Regions from separate parts of the Homo sapiens genome. Here region 2 is linked to region 1. Evidence: chromatin loops called from intact Hi-C (ENCODE). Cell type or tissue: ascending aorta. All regions are shown on one strand. Links, peaks and the distances in the headings refer to the core of each region. The heading gives the core; the rest is flanking DNA. Region 1 overlaps BAHCC1 (BAH domain and coiled-coil containing 1). Region 2 overlaps NPLOC4 (NPL4 homolog, ubiquitin recognition factor).

Region 1 (2,899 bases), core at 219-2,718:
CCAACCGCCCAGGCAGCCCGCTGTGCCTGCTGGCCCCCACTCTCCGGCCGAGTCGCGTGCCCCCCACCCACCTCACTCCCCTTCCCCCATGAACACACACGGCAGAGAAACAGGCCCGGCGCACGGGGAGCCAGCTGGCACCCTGTCAAACTAGCAGCCAGGCATGCTGCCCGGGCAGCCAGCCAGCCTCTCACCCTGGCCCGCCGGCCCTGGCCTCTGCCGCTCAGCTCACAGCGCGGCAGCTCCATGTGGTCTGTCGGGGAGCACGGCTGCGTGGCAGGGAACCCCCGCAGGGAGGGGAGGGGATCCCGGGGGGTGGGACAACTGAACTGAAGGCAGAGCAGGGGACAGCAAGCTGGAGCACGGGCCTCGCAGGTGTGTGGCCTTGGAGGCTCTGCCACCCTCGGGGGGCACCCACACCCATCCTCAGCCCCGGGTGGGCCTTGCATTCTGGGGCCCAGGCGGGCGGCTCAGAGGCCACGCCCTGCACCCCCTTGTCCCGCCTCCACCCGTGCTGGTCCACCCAGCCCACTGTCCCGCACACGTGCCCACCCCCACCTGACACGGACAGCGGGAGATGCGTCTCGCCCAGCCAGGGTGCCAGGTGCCCAGCAGGGTGGACAGGTGAACCTCCTCGGTGTGACACAGCCAGGGCCACTGTGGGCACTGTCCTCTCCTCCGGCTCAGGCCACCCCCGCCTGGAGGAGCTACTTCCCTGGGACGCAGATAGAAGGGGCTCAGAGGCCCAGACGCCAGGGGCTCACGTCGACACTTGTGGCAGGACATTGGCTTCCCACCCAGCCAGGGGGACTCCCAAGGGCTCGGGAGCAGATGGAACCCACCGATGCCGGGCCCCATGTGAGGGGCTGAGAAGTGGTGGGGGTCCCCGGGGTGGGATGTGGGCAGCTCCGCCCAGGCAGCCGTTGGCACAAGGGGAAGTGAGTGTCTAGAGGCCGTTGTGGGTGCTGTCTGCCTGTGGGCCACCACACACCCACCCTCTGAGCAGCCCCCAGAGGGGCGGGACGGGGGCTCCAAGGCAGGTGGTGCTACCCACAAACGGCCCTCCTTGCTGCTGGGGTCCCCCAGGGTGGGTGGAGGGAGTGGGGTAGGAGCTCTCTCCTGGTGCAGAGAGCATTGGGGATGGGCTGGTGCCACTTCTGGGCCCTGACTAGGGGCCACCACTGCCAGGAGGGGAAACCAAGTCAGTGGTCCTAGGTGGATCTGTGCACCTGTGGCTGGGCCAGGACCAGGCAGCGGCCGTTGCGTCTGTTGTGGGGGGTTCACCACGGCTGCCGCAGGCCTCCCCTTCCTGCTCCCCCGGTGCCAGGCCACCCTCCTCCCTCCCACAGACATCCTGGGAGCCAGATGCTGTGGCTGGCCGGGGCGTTTGCCCACAGACACAAAAGGCTGAGGCGGGGTGGGGCATATGAGCCAGGAAGGCGGGGCCCCCACAGCCAGCCCAGGAGCCATGGCCAGCCTGGTCTCCCCTCCAGGAGGCCGCTAGTAGTGCAGGGGTGGGAGGAAGGGGCAGGGGAGTCTGGGCAGGGGAGTCTGGACCGAGGACCCCATGCTGCCCACCGCATCCCAAGGTAGCGGCCTCCCCTGCACCCAGGAAGAGGCCACTCCTTATCGCCTGCCCAACATGTGCGCCCTGAGCCGAAAGCCCAGATTATTTCAGCAACTGTCCCTCACTCGTCACCTGTTCTGTTTGGAAAACAGCCCCTTTCTTGTTGCACAAAGAGAGGTTTCTCTGCTTCCAGCAGTGCCGGGTGCTAATCTCCCTGCCTGGAACGGGGCGGTGGCGTGGTGTGTGGGTCCGCGGCGCTCTGTAAACACGACGCCCGCCGCTCAGCAGTCATTGAGTTACGGCAGTGCTGGGTGCCAGGAGCGGAGAGCCCTGTGTGCCCGCTGCCAACTGCAATTACCTCTCTGCGTGCCAGCCGCGGGGGGCGGGGGGAGCTTAACCCTTCCCACGCTGTAGGGTTGGGGTGGCCGAGGGAATACCAGCAACTGTGGGCCCAAGGACATGGGGGCCCAGGGCCGCCTCCTAGGCTGCAGGGCAAGGGGTCTGAGCAAGCACGGGGATCCAGGCAGGGGTGCCCTGCCACGGAAAGGCCAGGGGGGCCTCCAGGAGTCTCCTGCTGGCCAGGCAGCCTGAGAGTAGCCAGTATTCGCGAGGCACCTACTGTGTGTCCAGGGCTGTGTCCCACGGGGAGGCAGGTGGCCTGGGAGGAACTCTTTGTCCTGGGACAGGCCCCTGGGTGGCAGCCTGTGTGCGCTGACAGCTCTCCCCGCCCCGGCCCCCTCCTCCAGCTGGCACATTTGGAGCCCGCCTCCTAGCGTCTGGGGAGGTGGGGCACGGCCACTGTGAGGGTGAGCCCAGCCCGGCCGGCCCAGCTGTGCTCCACATTTTCTCAGCTCCCCAGAGCCCCTCCTGGCCCCCCTGTTTCCCCTTGCTGCCCATCTGGAGCACACATCTGGCCAGGACCACTGCCGAACAGGCTGCCCTTGTTTCCAACCAATCACCACTTCCCCCGGGGCTTCCTCGGCAGGGAGGCAGCCTCACCCGAGCCTGCTTGTCACCGTCCACCGGCCAGGTTCCCACGGCCACGATGGGAGCCCCTCACCTGCCCCTGGCCCGGGCACCAGGGTCAGTCTCTTGGCCACCAGGGTGTCGCTGGGAGCCCAGTCCGCCAACTTACCTTCGTGGGAGTGGGAGAACCAGATCTGGGAGGTGGTGGGGTGGGAGCCACGGTAGGCCTGCTCAGGGGGGGAGGAGCTGGGGCCGCTGGGGTGCGTGGAGGCTGCCGAGCCCAGGCTGCTGGTGAGGAAACTGCCCATGAACGAGGAGGCCGGAGAACTTCCCATCAGGCGGCTGCTGGCTGTGGACACAGGGCAA
Region 2 (2,899 bases), core at 153-2,652, 170 kb before region 1:
TTTGTATTTTTAATAGAGATGGGGTTTCACTGTGTTAGCCAGGATGGTCTTGATCTCGACCTTGTGATCTGCCTGCCTTGGCCTCCCAGAGTGCTGGGATTACAGGTGTGAGCCACCATGCCCAGCCCTCAGGCCCCATTATTTTTCAAGAAGTTCTTCTTGATCAATGAAGGCCGGATCTCTTGGTCTCATAGAGCTAAACCCATCTTACCTTTATAAAGCAGTGATTTTCAGGGCTCAGCCCATGGCGGGGTGGTTTGCATAGTGCTTCTGGCCTTTCTAGTCGTGAGTGGTTTTAGATGAGGAATTGGTAATGGTTAGGAATTGTAGATACTTGTTTCAAAGTGGTTTTGAGTTTTATAGTTTGGTTCTTATTTTTTATTTTTATTTTTTTGAGACAGAGTCTTGCTGTGTTGCACAGGTTGGAGTGCAATGGCACAATCTCGGCTCACTACAGCTTCCTCCTCCTGGGTTCAGGTGTGCACCACCATACCCAGATAATTTTTTTATTTTTAGTAGAGACCAGGTTTTGGTGTGTTGGCCAGGCTGGTCTCGAACTCTTGTCCTCAAGTGGACCTCCCGCCTCCACCTCTCAAAGTGCTGGAATTAGAGGTGTGAGTCACTGCTCCTGGCTTAGTTCTTATTTTTTAAAGAAGAAATAGAAGTATATTTTGGCATGATGCTGTAAAATTTGATAGGCTGCTTCTCTTGTCTTAGGACACCTATTTCCTAAGTTCAGAAGAGTGCATCACTGCAGGAGACTTCCAGAACAAGCATCCCAACATGTGCCGGCTCTCTCCAGACGGACATTTTGGATCCAAGTTTGTTACTGCAGTGGCTACAGGTATAACAGGGACAGTATGTACTGTAAATATTACCACCTCGTTAATATATTTTGTTCCTCTTTTTGGTAGCTTTTTATCCTTAACTTAGTTATACTGGACTTTCTTACTGGGCTTGTGGGATATAAATTCCTCCTTTCTTTTTATGGTAAAAATTCTGAACAACTTAACAGCATAAAACTATATAAACACAAACCCCAAAACTCATAACAGAATCAGGACCTCCACAGAGCTCTCCTCTAGGCCAGTGCTCTCATTAAAAGTCCACTTTTTTGGCCGGGCGTGGTGGCTCACGCCTGTAATCCCAGCACTTTGGGAGGCCCAGGTGAGTGGATCGCTTGAGGTCAGGAGTTCGAGATCAGCCTGGCCAACATAGCGAAACCCCATCTCTTTATAAATATAAAAATTAGCTGGGCATGGTGGTGGGCGCCTGTAATCCCAGCTACTCAAGGAGCTGAGGCAGGAGAATCACTTGAACCCATCAGGCGGAGGTTGCAGTGAGCTGAGTTTGTGCCAGTGCACTCCAGCCTGGGTGACAGGGTGAGCCTCTGTCTCAAAAAAAGAAAAGAAAAGAAAAAAAAAATATATATATATATGTATATGTATATATGGACAAGGATGTTCCCCTGGGCGACAGAGTGAAACTCCATCTCAAAAAAAAAAAGCAAAACGGGTTTTTTTTTTTTTTTTGACAGTCTTACTGTCATTTAGGCTGGAGTGCAGTGGCGCAATCTCGGCTCACTGCAACGTCCGCCTCCTGGGTTCAAGCGATTTTTGTGCCCCAGCCTTCAGAGTAGCTGGAATTGTAAGTGCACACCACCACGCCTGGCTAATTTTTGTATTTTTAGTAGCGACTGGGTTTTGCCTTGTTGGCCAGGCTAATCTTGAACTGACCTCAGGTGAGTCACCCTCATTGGCCTCTCAAAGTGCTGGGATTACAACATCTGTAATCATAGCATTTTGGGAGGTTGAGCCAGGAGGATCCCTTGAGACTGGGAGTTTGAGACCAGCCTGGGCAACATGGCAAGTCCCCATCTCTACAAAAATAAATAAATAAAACATTTGGAAAAAAAGAAAGAAAAGTGTTCAAGCTGACTGCGAAGTTTTTGCACTTTGCTGCATATTCTTGAGTTTGCCGGGTTTTTGTGTTTTTTTTTTTGTTTGTTCGTTTGTTTTGAGACATGTTCTTGCTCTGTCACCCAGGCTGGAGCACAGTGGTGCAGTCATAGCTCACTGGTGCGACTCCTGGGCTCATGTGATCCGACCCCAACAGCCTCCTATGTAGTTGGGACTACACGCGTGCGCCACCACGCCCAGTTAATTTTTAATTTTTTTTTTTTCCCTAGAGACGGAGTCTCGCTCTCGCCCAGGTTGGAGTGCAGTGGCGCGATCTCGGCTCCCTGCAGGTTCCACCTCCCGGGTTCACGCAATTCTCCTGCCTCAGCCTCCCGAGTAGCTGGGACTATAGGAGCCTGCCAGCATACCCGGCTAATTTTTTGTATTTTTAGTAGAGATGGGGTTTCACCATGCTAGCCAGGATGGTCTCGATCTCCTGACCTCGTGATCCGCCCACCTCGGCCTCCCAAGTGCTGGGATGACAGGCGTGAGCCACTGCGCCTGGCCTAATTTTTAAATTTTTAGTAGAAATGAAGTCTTGCTGTGTTGCCCAGCCTGCAGTTCCTTGATTTAAGGTGCATTTAGATTGATTTTTGAAATGAATATACTTTTTGAGGGTGATAGGCATCTTTCACACGTTAATTATGTTAATAATTAATACATGTTAACTATTTTACAAGTGAATTAGTTGAGTCAGTTTTTTTTTTTTTTTTTTTTTTTTTTTTTTGAGACGGAGTCTCGCTCTTTCGCCCAGGCTGGACTGCAGTGGCGCTGTCTTGGCTCACTGCAAGCTCCACCTCCCGGGTTCACGCCATTTTCCTGCCTCAGCCTCCCGAGTAGCTGGGACTACAGGTGCCCGCTACCATGCCCGGCTAATTTTTTTTGTATTTTTAGTAGAGACGGGGTTTCACCGTGTTAGCCAGGATGGTCTCGATCTCCTG

The links. A loop is a pair of places that touch in the nucleus more often than their neighbours do. Peaks named below come from ENCODE experiments on the same cell type or tissue, not always from the same donor. Only the 100,000 strongest peaks of a DNase experiment are listed, where the experiment ranks them.
Region 2: a loop joins it to region 1, with 3 times the contacts of the local background. A loop is called at or near these places in 2 of 110 quality-filtered maps.

What each region holds. Positions count from the first base shown.
Region 1 is chr17:81,426,783-81,429,681 of GRCh38, reverse strand. BAHCC1 (BAH domain and coiled-coil containing 1) reads right to left here. Exons shown (of 28, transcript NM_001377448.1): 3 at 2,703-2,882. Among named protein-coding and RNA genes, the nearest start is that of MIR3186, 23 kb to the left of the region's middle. In ascending aorta, for the core only: a CTCF peak has its summit at 1,499; DNase peaks (open chromatin) are centred at 1,415 and 1,865; H3K4me3 peaks cover 2,500 bases; H3K27ac peaks cover 2,500 bases.
Region 2 is chr17:81,594,061-81,596,959 of GRCh38, reverse strand. NPLOC4 (NPL4 homolog, ubiquitin recognition factor) reads left to right here. Exons shown (of 17, transcript NM_017921.4): 11 at 718-844. Among named protein-coding and RNA genes, the nearest start is that of NPLOC4, 42 kb to the left of the region's middle. In ascending aorta, for the core only: no CTCF peak of the experiment used is centred there; a DNase peak (open chromatin) is centred at 1,709; H3K4me3 peaks cover 352 bases; H3K27ac peaks cover 1,842 bases.